Regions from separate parts of the Mus musculus genome. Here region 1 is linked to region 2. Evidence: chromatin loops called from intact Hi-C (ENCODE). Cell type or tissue: heart. All regions are shown on one strand. Links, peaks and the distances in the headings refer to the core of each region. The heading gives the core; the rest is flanking DNA.

The links. Hi-C counts contacts between places; a loop is a spot of excess contacts. Peaks named below come from ENCODE experiments on the same cell type or tissue, not always from the same donor. Only the 100,000 strongest peaks of a DNase experiment are listed, where the experiment ranks them.
Region 1: a loop joins it to region 2, with 2.3 times the contacts of the local background. A loop is called at or near these places in 3 of 42 quality-filtered maps.

The regions. Positions count from the first base shown.
Region 1 is chr1:135,615,723-135,624,741 of GRCm38, forward strand. It overlaps a transcript of Nav1 not described here. Among named protein-coding and RNA genes, the nearest start is that of Gm4793, 22 kb to the left of the region's middle. In heart, for the core only: no CTCF peak of the experiment used is centred there; DNase peaks (open chromatin) are centred at 4,339 and 5,809; H3K27ac peaks cover 582 bases.
Region 2 is chr1:135,665,685-135,674,703 of GRCm38, forward strand. It overlaps a transcript of Nav1 not described here. Among named protein-coding and RNA genes, the nearest start is that of Gm32835, 18 kb to the right of the region's middle. In heart, for the core only: CTCF peaks have their summits at 4,950 (motif pointing left), 5,875 (motif pointing right) and 6,565 (motif pointing right); DNase peaks (open chromatin) are centred at 2,837, 4,317, 4,877, 7,917 and 3 weaker places; H3K27ac peaks cover 2,999 bases.

The DNA.
Region 1 (9,019 bases), core at 429-8,428, 50 kb before region 2:
AGAGGGCAGAGATGAGGAGACAATCCAGCTAGCTCCTGCGCCTATGTTTGCAGCTAGCCCCCTGCATCTGCTCACCCAGCAGCTGGAACCTGCCTCCTTTCCTGCCTCCACCCAAGCTCTTCAGACTGTTCACTCCGGCCCAGGCCGCATCAGGACAAATGCCAGCTAACTGGCTTAATGCTCTGCAAATCCCAGAGCCAAGAAGTATTTTGGGCCTATAAATATTTCAGTGTAGCTTAGAAGGTGGTGAGAACCTAAACGCTAGCTCTCTCCATTCTGCAAGGCCTGGGACAGGCGTTGGGGAGGAAGGCAGTCCCCAGTGAGGCTGGGAACTATCCAGATGGCTAGTTCTAGACTGTCTTTTCTCCGCCCTACTTGCCCTTGAACGGCAGCCCGCAGTCTCTGCAGGGTGGGACCGGCCGTGGTGCTGATAGGACAGCTCCTCCCGCAACTGCCGGTTAAAGGAGCCACAGCTCTTTAGAGGAAAGAGTTAAGATGCCCATTTCACAAGGTCGGAACATCTTAACCACACTATGAAGAGTATGGGTATATTACTTTGAAATAAATTTAAAAAAAGGGTGGAGGAGAAGAAAGGGAAAGTGGGGAGAGAAGAGCCCTGGAGCGTTCCACATAGTACAGAGTGGTAGCTAAATGCAGATCCTGAGCCCGCCTGGATTTGCCACGCCCCCACACACTGCTATGCAAATATGGGCACTGATGCTTTGTGCCCATGGTATAGAAGCAGCCCGGAGCACTAGATATACAGACGGGGGGAGTTGTGAGAAAGGGTACAAGAGTCTCGTTCTTACACAGTGCTGTCTGTTAGTAAGGCAAGTCCTCATCACAGCTCTGATCTCTCTCTGCGGTCAGCCATTTCAAAGCAGTACAAACCCTGCACAGAAGGTTTCACTTCTGACCTAAACTTCATCTTCATTTGAGTCTCATTAGGTCAGTTGATTTATGCAGGACTGGAGTGGAGTGGATATATCAAAGCTAGGCACAAATTTTCCTATGTTTAAAACTATGGCAGGGGGCTGGTGAGAATACACAGCAGTTAAGAGTATACTGCGTAGGCAAGAGAGGTGGGTCAGTACGTGTTCTTGAAGACAGCCGGAGTTTGATTCCCAGCTTCCACAGCAGACAGCTCTCAACAACCTGTAACCCTAATTTCAGGAGATCTGATACCCCTCCAGCCCCCTCAGACACCTACACATGACGAATGATCATTAAAACGAAGACAAAACATACTGCTCTTTCAGAAGACCCAAGTTCTGCCTCCAACATCTACACCATGCAGTTTACAGCTGCCTGTAACCCTAGCTCCAGGGGATCTGATGCCACCCCCTGTACTCAGTGGGCATGTGCATTCAAGAGCACACACCTACACATAGACATACACATAGTTTTCAAACAGGCTGGAGAGATGGCTGAGTGGCTGAAAGCACTGGTTCCTCTTCCAAAGGACTTGGGTTCTAGTCCCAGCACTTGCATGGTGGTTCACAAATGTCTATAGGACCAGTCCTGTGGGATCTCAAGCCCTTTTCTGGACTCAGAGGGTATTAGGTATGCACATAATACACAAACATACATATATGCAAACACTCAGAAAATAAAAAACACATAAAATAAACATGTCATGTGTTAAAAGAGAGCGCATTGTTATGGAATCCTCCTGAAAGTGAGGCCCTCTCCAAAGGAAGATAGTCTAGGCACAACATCTGGGAAAGGAGGGTGGGTAGGATGACACAGAGGGAGGCAGGCTTGGGCCATAGGAACTTACTGCACGCTGTCTTACTCCATCTGCCATGGGTCTCTTTGCTGTTGTAATCCTGACAGTACTTCCTTCCTATAGCCTAGCCTCCATCCCTGACATCACTTCCTTCCTATTATAGCCTAGCCTCCATCCAGGCTTTTCTTCTGGCTGGGACCCCTGTGTGGTTCCCAAGAGGCACCGAGAACAGATAGCTATGTCTGGGGGCTGAGCCATCACATCAGAGAAGAGACAGCTGAGTCCTTTGGTGCCACAGCAAAGTGGTGGCTTGGGCTACTTTACCCTTTGGACAAACACCACACACACACACACACACACACACACACACACACACACACACACACAAAGACTCTATGGTCTCAATAATTTGTTTCACAAGCTGAAACTAACCTCCAAGGTGTAGCATTCAAAGGCCGGGATCTTGGGAAATGACTAAGTCAGGGCAGAGATTCTATAAACAGGATTAGTGCCCTCTTCCACGTGGCTTAAGAGAAGCTGTTGTCCTTCTGTGACGTGGTGACGTGAAGACACAGAAGAGCCGGGACAAGAGGTGGCCTTTATCAGACAATGAATCTGCTAATGACTTGATCTCAAGATCTCAACTTCCAGAACCATGATCAACATATTTCTGATGCTTATATGTTCCATAGACATACATGCTTGTACCAAACACACAGAGATATGCACCGATCCCCCGAGATACACAACACTCATACCCAGACCAGACATACAGGGGCACACACTTGCATACAGGCACAGGTAAACCACACATACACATACATACACACTCACTCATGAATACACACAGTCACACACTCTCATACATACACATGAACTCACATACAAAACACACATGTTCACCCTCATATGTTCTTAAACGCATACATTATTTTTCAAATTTATTTTTTAATTTGTTTAAAAATTAGCCCGTTTTGACTTTTTCTTTTCTTTTTTTCTTTCTTCTTTCTTTTTCTTTTCTTTTTTTGAGACATGGTTTCTCTGTGTATCCCTGGCTGTTCTGGAACTCACTCTGTAGACCAGACTGGCTTCAAACTCAGAGACTGACCTGTATCTACCTCCTGAATGCTGGGATTAAAGACATGTGCCACCACCACTTTGCTAACCTTGCTTTTTTTGGTTTTGAAACAGGGTCTCTCATTATGATCAGGTACTTGCTAATTCAGCTGACTGGCCAGGAAGCCTCACGGATCCTCCTGTCCCTACCTCTCCAGCAATGGACCTATAAGCACATGCCACCATTGTCCCCAGCTTTTAAGTAAATAAATACACTGGGAACTAACTTGGGCCATTATGTGTGCATGACAAGCACTTTACCAACTACACTGCCCCTTGCTGTCCTTCCCTTTGGTCTGTTTCCAATTCAGTCCGGTGGCCTGTAGTAGCATCCGGCTTTCCTTGGAGAACGGAGTTATGGACCTGATACAATTCATGTGTGATACCTGGGGCAGGATGTACAGGCAAAGACAGGCATGCTCTGCCTGCAAGGAAGGAGCTTGTCCTGAGTCACTGTGTGAAGTGGCAGCAGAACCTGAGGCGATCACTCAGCCTCCCATCAATGTTAAACCTCAATCTTTCTCAGATCTGAAATTGTAAAGAGACTCTCAGGGTTGAGGATGAAGCCACCAGAGACATTTATTTACTAGTGTTAATCTGGTCTAGCCTCCAACCTCTGACAGCCTCTGAGAACAGACAAAGGACAATCTAAGAGGTGTCTGTGACATCCGCCACCAATCTGGCTGCCAAGTCCTTGGCAGAGAGGGGAATCACCCTAGGCAGCATAGAGAGGAGACAGGGCAGGCGGCTAGTGTACCCATTGAGTGGGTAGAGGATTGGCAGAAGGCAGAGGAAATGGCTACGACTTGGCAAAGGAGCAGCGTGGGCTCAGTACCCTGAGCCCGCCTGGCTGGCTCCTGGCTCACAACAGGGATTAAGGTTGTTCAGAGGCAACGGAATCCACTATTTCCCTCCCGTATCCCCTCTGAGCCCCAGGCCTCTGGCAGTTCTTAAAAAGTCCCTGATCCTTCAGACTGGCATGGCTTCTTTTCTGACCTAAGAGTGGCATGTGCTTACAGAGGAAGACCCAGCTCCTGAGATAATCTCAGGCGCTCAAAGTGACTCTGTGTAAATCATCAGGCGAGAGCCCCGCATCGCCTCCAGCCAGGCCCTGCTGCTCCCAACAGAGGCTTCTGAAAGCTGAAAAGCCCAGATTCGGCTTGCCCACCACCTACTTCTCAGTGTTCCCTGGCTGTTCCCTAACCATGAAGGAACCTACACCCAGGCTGCCAAAGACAGGGCACCACACAGAGGGACGGTTACTGCCTTCCTCTCCTTGATCTCAGAACCAGTTATTTCTTTTCCCTGGGCTAGAAGTTCTTCCAAGTATCTAACCTCTACCCCCTAGCTAAAAAGAAAAAGAAAAAAGAAAAAAAATCAAATACGTTGTCTAGTTCTTCATTCTGGGGCTCGCTTATCTCAGTCCTGGCCTCAGAAGCAGAAGTGAAGTCTAAACTTGAGGGAGGGGCCTCGGAACTTCCTGGCTACAGACTCCTGCAGTCAGCATATCTGCCTGTCTTGCTGAATTGCTCCATCCAATGGGTTCCGCTCAAAGCAGTATCCTTGGTTCCTTTTCAATTAGCCAAGAGGAATGATTTAATGCTAATGAAAATCGGTGGTTTAAAACTGTCCCACAAATCACAGGGGGCTGGAGGCCTGCTGTAAATGCCTCCTGGGGAGGCTGGGCTGGGCCTGGGAAGCATGAAGCCCGCCCACAGTTTCCTACAGCTAACTATACAGTGGGGCAGAAAAGCCACTCTCCTTCCCCTGATCCCCGACCTCCCCACCCCCTCTCCTCCCTGCTCCTCCCAGGCACTCTCCTGGAATCCAGAATGTTCCTGCTTCACAGCCTCGACTCCAAACATGCTAGCACTGTGTTCATCTCCTGTAATGAAGATCATAAGCTTTGGAGGTTGAAGCTACAGGACACAGATGTCTGGGTCCTAAGGACCAGGACTTAAGAAACCTGCTGGAGGTTTTCTTTCTTTCTTTCTTTCTTTCTTTCTTTCTTTCTTTCTTTCTTTCTTTCTTTCTTTCTTTCTTTCTTTCTTTCTTCCTTCCTTCCTTCCTTCCTTCCTTCCTTCCTTTCTTTCTTTCTTTCTTTCATTCCTTTCTTTCTTTTTTTTTCAATTTTTTATTAGATATTTTCTTCATTTACATTTCAAATGCTATCCTGAAAGTTCCCTATACCCTCCCCCTGCCCTGTTCCCTTACCCACCCACTCCCACTTCTTGGCCCTGGCATTCCCCTGTACTGGGGCATATAAAGTTTGCAAGACCAAGGGGCCTCTCTTCCCAATGATGGCCGACTAGGCCATCTTCTGCTACATATGCAGCTAGAGACACGAGCTCTAGGGGTACTGGTTAGTTCATACTGTTGTTCCACCTAGCCCAGAAACTTAGAATACCTGATACAATTTGCAAAATACAAGAAAATCAAGAAGAAGGAAGACCAGTGTGTGGATACTTCATTCCTCCTTAGACTAGGGAACAAAATACCCAGGGAAGGAGTTACAAAGTTTGGAGCTAAGATGAAAGGATGGACCATCTAGAGACTACCCCACCCAGGGACCCATCCCATAATCAGTTACCAAATGCAGACACTATTGCACATGCCAGCAAGATTTTGCTGAAAGGACCCTGATATAGCTGATATAGCTGTCTCGTGTGAGGCTATGCCAGTGCCTGGGAAATACAGAAGTGGATGCTCACAGCATCTATTGGATGGAACACAGGGCCCTCAATGGAGGAGCTAAAGAAAGCACCCAAGGAGCTGAAGGGGTCTGCAACCCTATAGGAGGTTTTGTTTCTTAAGTGACAGCTTAGGTACAGGGTGGAATGACACAGCAGCTGCTGGGTGGGGGAGGAGCCACTGTGCTTGGAGCCTTGAGGGTGGGGACCTCCATCAGTTGGAGTGAGCCCCAGGCAGGGAGCCAGGTGACAGTCTCCATCTTTCTCACGTTCGCTTTATGACTTTTCTCTCCCAACCCAAGGCTTCCAGCATTTCTTCATAGATGAGTTTTCCAGTTGGGCTGATGGACTGTCTCATTCAGCAAAGGCTGGGCCACGGGAAGGGAGGTTCTTTGACAGCAGGGCAGAGGAGAGCTCTCCAGGATTCTGGAATACCTTCCAAGCCTCCAAGCTACTTTCCCGTGTGTGCAGTGGGGGAAGGGGTTGGGGGAGGGGGAGTGGTGGGGAGTGGTGGTGGGGGGTGGGGAGCTGGATTTTTGCCAGCAGGCCACTGCTGGGCATCATCAGCACCCTGTAAGTGTAGGTCTAAGGTCTCAGAACAGCATAACAACATAGCGTGCTCTCCATGAGAGGGTTTGAGCAGGGCTACCTGAGGAGCAGAGCAGAAAGTCTTCAGGGCTGGAGTCTGCCTGCTTGGCTTTGAAACTGCAGGTCAGGCAAATCAGTACCTCTCACCTACCCTCACCCCGACTCAGTTACAGTATTAACTCTTCATGGGTACTTTTAGGGTGTATGGAGAATCTATCTATAAGGTGTGTGGCTTCTGGAAAGTTGCTTAGCCTCTTTTAAGCCTTAGCTGCTTCTAGAAAACAAGGGTGACAAATATCACTGAACCGTTAAGACGAAACAAACGAGGGCTGAAGAGATGGCTTAGTGGTTAAGAGCACTGACTGCTCTTCCAGAGGTCCTGAGTTCAATTCCCAGCCACCACATGGTGGCTCACAACCATCTGAAATGAGATCCAATAATCCTCTTCTGGCATGCAGGTGTACACAGAGCACCCAAATATATAAAATAAATAAATCTTAAAAAAAAAAAACCAATTGAAGCAAGCACTCAGCATAGAAACACATGGAAAGTACTTTAAAATTATTATTATTATCACCATCAATTATAGTGTTTTATTTATCATTATTTATTATTGTTAATATTATTATTATAGCTGGAGAGATAGCTCAGAGGTTAAGAACGCTTGCTGCTTTCCTAAGGATCCGAGTTCTATTCCCAAGCACCCAGGTAAGACCCTCACAATGTCTGCTCCAGGGGATCCAAAGCCCTCTGCCAGCCTCTGTAGACACCAGCACACACCTGACACGTATGCATACATATAAATAAAAATAAATCTTAAAAACAAAACATATATATTAGAAAAAATCCAAAACCACACATATACTATAAAACTCTGACTGTACTATTGCTATAAGTATATATCTCTTTACTATAGACTAAGCACCTGTACTTTTTACTTTTTAGTCTCCAAAAGTCATTCAAAATACACTTATTGGACCATGAATAGTATGTGAATGTATTGCCTGAACCCTAGCTAATCTGTCTACCATTGCTGCCCATAGACTATGCTTCCAGTTTTCCACTGTTGTGGTTTTTTGTTTTGTTTTGTTTGTTTTGGGGGTTTTTGTTGTTGTTGGTTTTTTTTTTTTTTTTTTTTTTTTTTGGTTTGGTTTGGTTTGTTGTTTTTGTTTTTCAGAAACAGGGTCTCTCTGTATAGCCCTGACTGTCCTGGAACTCACTCTGTAGACCAGGGTAGCCTCAGAGTTAGAGATTTGCCTGCCTCTGCCTCTGAGTACTGGGATTAAAGTGTGTACCACCACAGTCTGGAGGCTTCCCACCATGGTGCATAAGAGTGTGATAAACCCAAATACATTTCGTTTGTGATTCGAGCCATTTCCTTAGGCTTCATTCTTAGAGGGAGAACCATTGTGTCCAGGAGGAAAGTCCTGAAAAGCTGCTCAGCTACCAATTGCAGATTGGTGCTCCAAAAACTCAGCCAACTCCTTCTGCATCAGTGTCTGGAGCATCTGACTCATTCTTATCAGCAAGCATCCTCCATCACTGCTGCTGTGTTCTGCGGTGGGCCTGTCACCCGCTGGAGCCTGACCGATCATACCAGAGCATGAACAGGCCAAATAGGTAGGGGAGCCCAGCTGGAGAAGGTACCCTCACTAGTGAGCAGAGCCCATCTGTTCTCCCTCCCACTAAACTAAGAACCTGGGCTGGCTGAGTATGGAGGCACATGCCTTTACTTCTAGCATTTGAGAGGCAGAAGCAGATAGATCGCTGTGAGTTCAAGGCCAGCCTGATTTATAAAGTGAGTACCAAGACAGTACCACTCAGTGAGAGCCTGTCTCAAAGTCAATTAGCCAATCAATCAACCAATCAATCAATCATCAACCAACCAACCAACCAACCAATCAATCAATCAAACCTGAAATGCTCTGAATTGGGGCTGACAACTTTCTGTCCATAGAGAGTATTAAATAATGGGACTGTGTCTTCCTCATTGCCCTCTTGGTGTTTAAAGAGACAGGGTTGTTCCTCTACCTGGAATCTCAGTACTAGGGGTGTGGTTACCTGTGGCCTCGGAAAAGCCTTGCAGTCCATATAGCACAGGAAAACGCCAGTGAGGCAGGGTTACCTGTAACCTCGGAGCCTCTGTGAGTGCTGGGTACTAAGATGGACAGTTGTCCACATGATCTGTCTTGAGTAGAAAGCACAGCTAGCGCAGCTTGCTCTGTCCACAGGAGAGGAGGTCTTATTGTATGAGGCTACTTGCCTTCCAGAGAGTCCTGGCTGGTCACTATCCACAAGGGAGTGGGACAGGGCGGGTGGACATAAGCTTTTATGATATCCTCCCTCCTTTACCTATGACCCTCAATGCTGTAAGCCAGGCAAGACCTTGTTCACATACAGCCCTACATGTGGCCTGTGGAGAAACATTTTTTTGTTGTTGGTTTTTTTTTTTTAATTTTTTCAAGACAGGGTTTCTCTGTATAGCCCTGGCTATCCTGGAACTCACTATGTAGACCAGGCTGGCCTTGAACTCAGAAATCCGCCTGCTTCTGCCTCCCAAGTGCTGGGACTAAAGGCGTCCACCACCACTGACCAGCAAGGAGAAACTCTTCATTGCCTGTCTCACCAACCTAACTGAGAAGCCCTGCCTCGTCTGGGTTTCAGAACTATCTCACAGAGAGGAGCACACATGGCCCTGTTCCATCTGTCCATGTAAAAAGTGTCCATGGCACCCTGCCCTGCACTTCACATGAACAGCCCCAAGCTGAAGTCTATCTTCCCCAACTCACTACAAGCCACCTCAGAACATTTAGGTTTAAATAAACTATGACATCCTCAGGGAACCACAAGAGTGAGCATCTTGCTGCTGTCAAAACAGTACTAATGTCCTGTCCCG
Region 2 (9,019 bases), core at 268-8,267:
TGCCCGCCGCTGGCAGCCGCCTGCACACAGCACAAGGGAAACGTTGTGTGCCTCCGGAGCCTGGCGTGTGAACTGCCGAGTGCAGGGGGTAGTGGGGGTGGGGTTCTCCTTTGACAGTGGTGGAAACTGAGGCATGGGGAGAGAGCCAACAGAAATGAGGGCTCTAGCTCCCTAGCTTGGGACATGTTACTAAGAGCTAGCATTTAAAAAGTCCTGAGTGCCTTACATAGTACTGGATAGTATTAGGGTTTGATTTGAAATGTCCCTACTCCAGGCTTAGCAGGCAGTCACCTCACATTGCTGTTGCCACAGGCATACGCCATTCACACCAGCGCGTCTTCCCCCATCATGATGGTCTGTATGGTCTCAAACTGTGATAAAACAACATCCACCCCCCACCCCCCACCCCCGCCAACCCAACCCATTAAGTTACTTTTTGTTAGGTATTTGGTCCTAGCAACAAGGAAAAATAACCTGCACAAATAGCAATGCCCATGTGCTTACCAAGAGCTTAGTATGTGAGTCATTTTACATGGCATTTTTCTTTTAATATGTATGTTTATTCCTGACACTAGAATAGGGACCGTCAGTTTTCCTGTTTGGTAGAATGGTAAATCCCAAAGATGTTCATTCATTTTTTAATTTTTTTTTTTTTTTTTTGGTTTTTTGAGACAGGGTTTCTCTGTGTAGCCTCTGTGTAGCTCTGTGTTCCTGGTTGTCCTGGAACTCTCTCTATAGACCAGGCTGGCCTGGAACTCAGAAATCTGCCTGCCTCTGCCTCCCAATTGCTGGGATTAAAGGCGTGTACCACCACTGCCCGGCAAGACCTTCATTCTTTATTGTTCAAACCCATGTGTGTCACCAAAAATGACAAAAGGGCCTTTACAGCTGTGAGAAGCCCTCCGACGACGGGGAGCAGATCTTAGACTGTCCAGGTGAACACCAACACATCACACACGTCCTGACAAACCAGAGCCTCTGCCTGCTGCAGCCAGAGGGATGGCAGCTCAGGGGCTGTCTGGTTCTTACTGACTCTGAAGGACATGGATGGATGGAACTATGGCCTGTGGAAGCCAACAGGGGCATTGAACAGATAGATTCTCCTGATTCTACAGATATCTTCAATTTTGTCTTATTTCCTTTTTCACTGCTGGGGCTGGAGCCCAAGTCTTTATGCACACTAGGCAAGTGCAATATACACCATTGAACTATCTCTTGGCTTTATTCAGTGGCATCCTTTGGACTTCTGATGCACTGGGCTATACGAGAACAATTCCTGCCCTTTAAGCAACACCTTGTGGTCCTCTTTTATAGCAGAAGGGAAAGCACTCGCCTCCTGTCTTATAAGTGAGGGCGAGGAGGATGAGAAAGGTCCAAGCAGAACTGCTAAGGGGGAGGGGCTCACCTTGAGCCAGCCCTCTCACAACGAGGACGGACCCCAACAGACCCCAACGAGCTTTTCTGTAGTATAGCCCAGCCTGGGAAAAGTTGCTGAAACTGAGCCAGAGGACCATCCCCTGAGACTCCTACTCTAACATTGATGGGGTGGTGGTACCCTAAGTCTCTGCTGCAAGTCCTGCAGGACCCCTTTACACCTGAGGTAATGAGGAACCCAGAGTCTAGAATCGGATGTAGGAGATCTGTCACCATCTGATGTGGCCACCTAGGGACTCTGTATCGGATACCCTCAGATCCTCTATCTACAAAACAAGAACACCAGCTCCTGTCTCAGTGGACGGTGGTGAGGGTGGGATGAGGTCGTATTTGGAGAGCTACGGAAGGCAGATACTGTGACCGTGAAGAGCAGAGCTTTGCTGACAGACAAGTCCCGGGGGACCTGATTGTTTTCAGTGCCATAAATGTCACACTGTAGGCTTGCTAAGCATGGATGTACCCTCAGTCTCTCCTGTCAGTTCTTAATTAGTCTATCGCTCCCCACCTCACTCCTCCCTGAGGACTTCACTAACAAGACCAGGACAGCTTAATCAGGGCCCTGGTCACCCCGAAATCTAACCATCATCTATCCTTGTAAGACTTGTTTGCCAAGCTCCCTTACAAGACCTCACTGGCCCCGGGCCTCACCCTGAGCTGCGAATAGTCTCACTTTTCTAAAGAGGAAAATGATACTCAGACAATTTTTTCTTTTTCTTTTTGTTTTTCGAGATAGGGTTTCTCTGTATAGCCCTGGCTGTCCTGGAACTCACTTTGTAGACCAGGCTGGCCTCGAACTCAGAAATCTGCCTGCCTCTGCCTCCCGAGTGCTGGGATTAAAGGCGTGCACCACCACGCCCGGCTTCAGACAAGATTTTGAGCCACCTTCACCATCATCTGGGACCTGGACCAAGGTGCTGACCTCAGAACCCACCCCCTTCCCAGTGCTTTGATGATATGACAAACAGTAGACGCAGACCCCTCTCACACACACTTCTGCCCTGAATCTGCTCACTTCCATTGCTCCCAGGCTGGGAAACACACACACACACACACACACACACACACACACACACACACACACACACCACACCACACAAACCCTGGGAACCCCATCCCAACTGAAACAGAAGGAGAAAGTCACCTGCTTTCCACATACCCCCTTAAATGGCCTGTTTGTAAGACCACGCCCTCAGCTGTGCTCAGCAGAACCTGGGGACCTCTGAGAACATGGCATAGAGAGAGTGCCCAGTCAGGAGCTCTCCAGTCCTATCCAGCTGAGAGACAGCTGTGCCCCAGGCCAGGGACCACTGTGCAGCCACACCTGGCTGGCTAACTCCAGACAGCCCAGGCCTTAGGCAGCCCAGCTGCTGAGGAGTGGCCTTGAATGGGGAGTGAGTCACGGGGCCTGGAATCCCAAGTCTTCCAGGACTTCACTCCTCCCCAGCCCACTCCACATCTGCCCTCCAGATGTCTGCACTTGAGAAACACCCTCTGTCTACAAGGACCCAAGTTCTGGAACACACTTAGCAAAACACCTTGAGAGCTACCAGGTACCTTCATAAGCAAGGGGCTGCTCGATGAGTCTCAGATTTCATTGGTTATACTCAGTGCGGACCCTTTTTTTCCACATTGAACATCTTATGCCCGAGCTGTACTTACTGACTAAGACATAAGAGGCTGATAGGGGAAGCACAGCCCCTAGCTGCAGAGAACTCCCAATCTGGGCATCAAGATATGGAGATCCTGAGACAAGCCAGGGACACCGCCCTAGACCTTAAGTCAACCCACTGTTGAAGAGGCAGGGCTTTGCCTGAGGTGGGTAGGGAGGACCATCTCTTTCCCTGGGGAGCTTCCGGAGTCTAGAAATAAAGGACCCAGAAGAAAAGCCCAAAAATGAAAACAGAAGAAAGAGAAATAAGTCAGTTCGTATATAATGCCCACTCTAATGCCAGTGTCAGACACATCCAGTCTTAGCAAGCACTGGAAGGTCTCGTTCACAGTCACGGCCAGTAAGCAGCAGACCCTGGATGCAAAGTCAGATGGGACCACACCCTGCCTCTGGGTGGCCCCGTGTATGACTGCAGCAGATTCATCTCTTCCTGTGTTATCATCCTGACTAGGAACCAGCTCATCTTCCTGTTCATATCCTCTAATATTAAATATCGCTGCATCTAGGACGGCCTCCCTGACCATATTACACTGGAACCAGATGGTCTGCTAACCCTGTCTGGGTAAAGTCAGGAGGAGGCTCTCAGAAGGACTCTCGTCTTTCTGCTAGAGGAGCCCTCACGGTGCAGAGGCAAGCTGTGGTCCAGGCTTTGCAGTTCGGTGGTCTCTGGGGGAGAAGGCTCGGGATGAAAGGACTCCAGCTTGGCCCCAGACCAGACTCTAGGTAGTTGTGTAGGATTCTTGGAAAGAGCAAGTACAGAGGCACACAATTTGGAAGCCTATGGAATGCTGGATTCATTTGCCCCGCCTCCCCTGCCCCCAGCCCACTGCCTACTCTGGGGCTCCGAGGATAGGAAGCAACTTGGTCTGTCCATCACTGTTCAGAGCCCTGGGAGACCCAGCTTATGGCATAGAGCCAAAGACCCCAGTGGACCATATGAAGACCACGGTGAGTGCTTAGCAGTACCTCCACTCCCAAAGAGAGGGTCTGCAGAGAGGGAAAGAGAAAGGCAGCTACACAGCCCCAGAGATGGGTTTATAGACACAGCGGCATCCTCCTATGGCATCAGCAGCTTGAGACTTGAAGAGCTAGGTGACAGGGTCTCACTAAATCATTGCCTCTCCAGGCACGCTACGGCCAAGGGCTCTGGCAGGGAACCAGGGTCCTAGGCTTATCCCAGTTCCTCCTGTACTTCCTCCAGTTACTGCAGATGCACGAGTTCTGTTGGTCATCAGCCAAGGAAGCCCAAGGCTAAGGCAAATGGTAGTTTGGGGCGGGTTATATCCATCTACAGTGGGCAAGTTAGCAGAGCCACACAGGAGGGTTGTGCTGATAGGGGAGGGAAAGCTGGCTCTGGCTGCGGGTCCCAGTAACCGCAAGAAAAGAAGACTCCAGAGACAGCCAGACTAGACAACATTGACGGTTTGTTTTTGCCAACCAACACCATCTAAGTCTGTTTGAAATCACCCAACATACTTGATAGTCCAGGAGAATAAAGAGAAAAACTGAGGTTGTTTGTTTGTTTGTTTGTTTTTGTGGGACAGGGGTAGTTCTATAGATAGAGCCTATGCCAAGAATCAAAGTCTTAAACACCATTGAGGGTAACAGACCCAGCTCTGCTCTCTAGGCCGTTAAAGTCCTCTGCTCGCCTAGTTTTCCCATACAGTGCAGGGCTGCCCCACCCGAGGCTCTCACCCACCCCCGTCTTTCATCTAGTGTAGAGTTGAGTGGGTAAGCCTCGCTGCTTTTCCCAGCCCAAATGACGCAGGGGCCAGCTGGCTGCTGCAGAGGAGGGCGTGGGAATCCTGTGGGTTGTGCTGGGCAACTGCGCCCTCTAGTGGTAGCCACAGAACGATGCACAGACACGCAGACAAAGGGTGAACCAGATTTCCTATCTCCTTTTGCACCATCTCTTCCCAAGGCCTCTATGATACAGTCGGCGCCAGATGACTTAGGCCCTGCTCAAAAGGAAGTGGAAGAACAGCTTGTGGTCCTTGACAACTTCTAAACCAAACCCTTGGAGGAGAGAGGAGGCCAGTGCTTCTGCACTCTGGCCACACCTTCTGTGAAAGCCTTCATCCGGCTACAGCATACTCTCATGTCTCTCAAAACTCTTTCAGCCTCTCCTGTCTGAGATGCTACCCCTGCCAGAGGAAAATCCTAAGCCTCCATCCCATGCAGAGACTTGAAAGCCACAGTGTGGGCTTCTCAGGGGACAGGGATCTGCTTCTGGTCACCCCAAAGGGGAACTTCAAGCATTCCCTAAGGAAGCACTCATTCACTGAGAACCCATCTTATGCCACAACATCTGCAGCCACAGTCTCTCAGCAGGCCCAAAGGGAACCAGAGTCAAACCCCAGTTTACAGAGTGGAGGGTCGGGTCTCAGAAGGTCAAGTGTCTTGTCCGTGAGCGACTATTTGTCAATAATCTCTGGTTTCTGCAAGCCAGGTGCTAAGCTAAGTGTGTTATTACACAGACTCTGTTATACAGATGTCCCCATAAGCTAGGCTGTCCGGTGAGCTAGGTTAGAGTTAGCTCCCTGTTACAGATGAAGGTTCAGAGACAGGAACAGGCACATGGCACATGGTATATTCTAAGTCACAAACAAAGTCAGACACAAAAACACACACCTAGGAAGTATCAGAAGCATAGAAACACAATTCTATTTCCCCCTTACTCTGATACTGGCTTTATGTTGTTATTATTATATTTTATTTTTATGTATGTGTATGCATATGATATATGAGTGTAAGCCCTGTGCATGGCCAGAAGAGGGCGCTGGATCCCCTAGAGCTGGAGTTACAGGCAGTTGTGAGCCACCTAAGGTGGGTGCTGGGAGGCAAACAAGAACTTTGGGAGGAGTAGCAGGAACTCCTAACCATTGAGCCATCCATCCAGACCTCTTTACTGGTGCTGTTTGCTTTGTTTTTCATCTGCTTTTTTTTGGAACCCTAGGTTGCCTCCTTTCTGCCCCTTTGAATGCCTCACATAAGGCTCCATTGCCACCACAGCACAGCACAAAGACGGTATCTCAGGAGCCACACGGCATAGCACAGAGACAGCATTTTGGATACCATATATAGCACAGCACAACACAGCGACCACATCTCAGGTGCCACACAGCACAGCACAGAGACAGCATCTCTTCTTCAGCTTCCGAGGCATCCTCTGTCTTTTTACAAGAGCCATAGAAATGACCTTGGTGTCCCCTTCCTTCTTCCCTTCATCTTTTAATTCCTGCCGAAGCAAAGTCATGCCTGCCTTTTTTCTCAACATGATTACAGTAAAGGGACTGGATTGCAGCCAGCGGTTTCCTGGGCAATGGCCTGTTCTTCCCAGTGTAAGGGGTGTGAGCAAGTGGGCCACGGTGAACTCATGTAGAAACTGGGACGATGAAGAGATATCTGCTGGCAAGTCACCGCCAGCAGAGGACGGTGCTCGGGGAGAAGATGCAGTCAGTGTGGGCTCCCCATGGAGGGCAGACAACCTAAAAGCAAGCCTTAACCATCTCCCAGGGTTGCCTCTGTGTTTGGGCACATGGACACTAGGACGGGGACTATAGGATATGTTCAGGGGCTATGCTAAGGGACGCTGGATGAGCACACATGCCAAGCTTTTGTTTTTCTTCCTGAACCACTGTGCACTATTTTATAAAACAGGAAACTGGGCTGAAATTTGCCCAGGCTCCTCAGAGGCCCTGGGATCCTGACTGGATTCTAATCACAAACCACCCTGGTTGGAAGGATGGGGGGTGGAAATATTGCATTTCAACATCACTGTTGGTGCCGTGGGAATGCAGAGGAATCTGAACTTGATACCAGGACTTTCTAGGGCTTTCTTACAGAAACAGCAACCCATCTGTGTGTCGGCCACTAAGGGGGCCTGCGGTCTGGCAGCATCACAGAGGGCTGGAGAGCCAGGAGTAGGAGCTGAGAGTCACTGGGTGACTCTGATGCCCTCTGCACTAGAAAGGAGCCCACAGCCCTGAGCTCTCATGGTGATAATTGCCACCACAGAGCTGTCCACCAGGCCTCTGGCTCTTCCGAGAAGATAGATGCTTTTCCGGGGCTTCTTGATGCTTGGCCTGGCCTTGGAGTGTGGTCACCCCATTCCCATGTTGTCTACACAGGCAATGGAGGGTGTCCTCTCCTCTAGCTAGGCAGGGGCAAAGGCCCCTGAGGTCCATCAGGGGTCTCTGGAGGGATAAGGACTGCTCTGTAGACCCAGTTACAGTTCGGGGTGGGCACCTGAGAGCCAGGAGAAAGGAGAGCGGGTAGATACTGCTCAGCCGCTCCACCTTCTCATCCCCACACCTCCCTCCCCACTTGGAAGCCTCCAGCCTCGTTCCCTGGGCTTGACTGAATTCCTAAGAGGCCAGGAGGAGCCATCTTTATCTCCCAGGATCTTTCCTGCCTCTCCTGCTGTTGCCTTTTCCCATCTCCCAGGACCCTGAGTTGCCTCTGCTGTGCTTAACACCCGTGATCATTGGCTTTTTCCCAACCATTCTTACAAAAAGCACCTCACCTTGCTCTCTATGAACATCTACCTCATCGCAAAATGAGAAATATTCAGTGAGCAGACGAACGGACCCAGCATTAACAAATCTCTCTTGGCCCTGACCTCCTAAGTCTCCAGCCTCAAGTTTTCACACGGGTCTCTTTCCATTCTCAGGAGGTCCTTGAACGGCAGGCCCCAGGCAGGGTCACATGCCAACACCAGAAGCTGGCATCAAACCCTAGCATACACCTGCTGAACCGGCCTCATTGCATCTCTCATCCAGCACCCGGAACTCAGCTGGGTCCGCCCCCGCTTGGCTTTTCTTTTTCCTGGCCTCTCTTCCGGAAACACGTTTTTCCTTCCTTTAGACCTCGGTGCTTCCTGCACAGGAAGAAGGACTTTGGATGTGGGGTGCTATTTATAGTGTGGCTCCCTCCTTGTAGACCTCACTGAGGAAGGGGCCACCGCACAGGGACTGCGGTGGAGGACACTGGCTTTCCGTGATCCTTGACATCAGGACGAGAAACCTGAGATCGCAGATGAGTATCAGAGTTGAAGTGTCTCTTGGGTTCCAACCTGGGTTTCTTTGATGATGTCTGTATGTGCAAGGGCCCCACAACTCTCCCAGTGCCCTGGAGCCCTAACTTCAGAGGCAGAGCCACAGGCTCTACTTGTGGGGAGAACCTGAGGTCCGTTTTGTAAGAAAGAGACTCAGAGAGATTTATATGAATTCTGTCCCAAGGGACAGATCAGTCATAACCCAGGCTAAAAATCCCTTGACACTTGCCTAACACATCACACCTACAAAGGAGTACTCCAGCTGTGGTGGCATCTTCGGGTGGACTGAAGGTGTCACCAGTAAAGACAGTTGAATTCCAATTTTTCTCAGAAGATGGTTTTATTTGGAGTAGGGTCATGGCAGATATAATTGGTTAAAATGACGTCTGGTCGAGGTAGGAAGTGGGTCTCTCACCCGATATGACCTCTGTACTAACAAGAGGGCCATTTGGACACAGACACACACAGCAATCAGACAATATGAGAGGGCCACAGGAAAACCATGTGGTCTCCATAGTGATGGACCATAGTGATGGAGAGGAAGTCTGGATTGATGGATCTGCAGACCAAGGGAGGCCAAGTGCTGGCAAACACTGGCAGTGAGAAGAGGCAAGAGGGACTCTTCGCTGTGGGTTTCATGGTATGAATGTGACACTACTGTTTTTTAAGGACTTATTTGTCATTGTATGTGTATGGGTGTTTTGCCTGCATGCATGTCTGTGTACCATGTTGATGCCCAGTGCCCACAAAGGCCAGAGGAGGATGTTGAATCCCCTGGAACAGGAGGTACAGACAGTTGTGAGCCATCATGTAGGTTCTGAAAATTGAATATGGGTTCTCTGAAAGAATAGCCAGTGGTC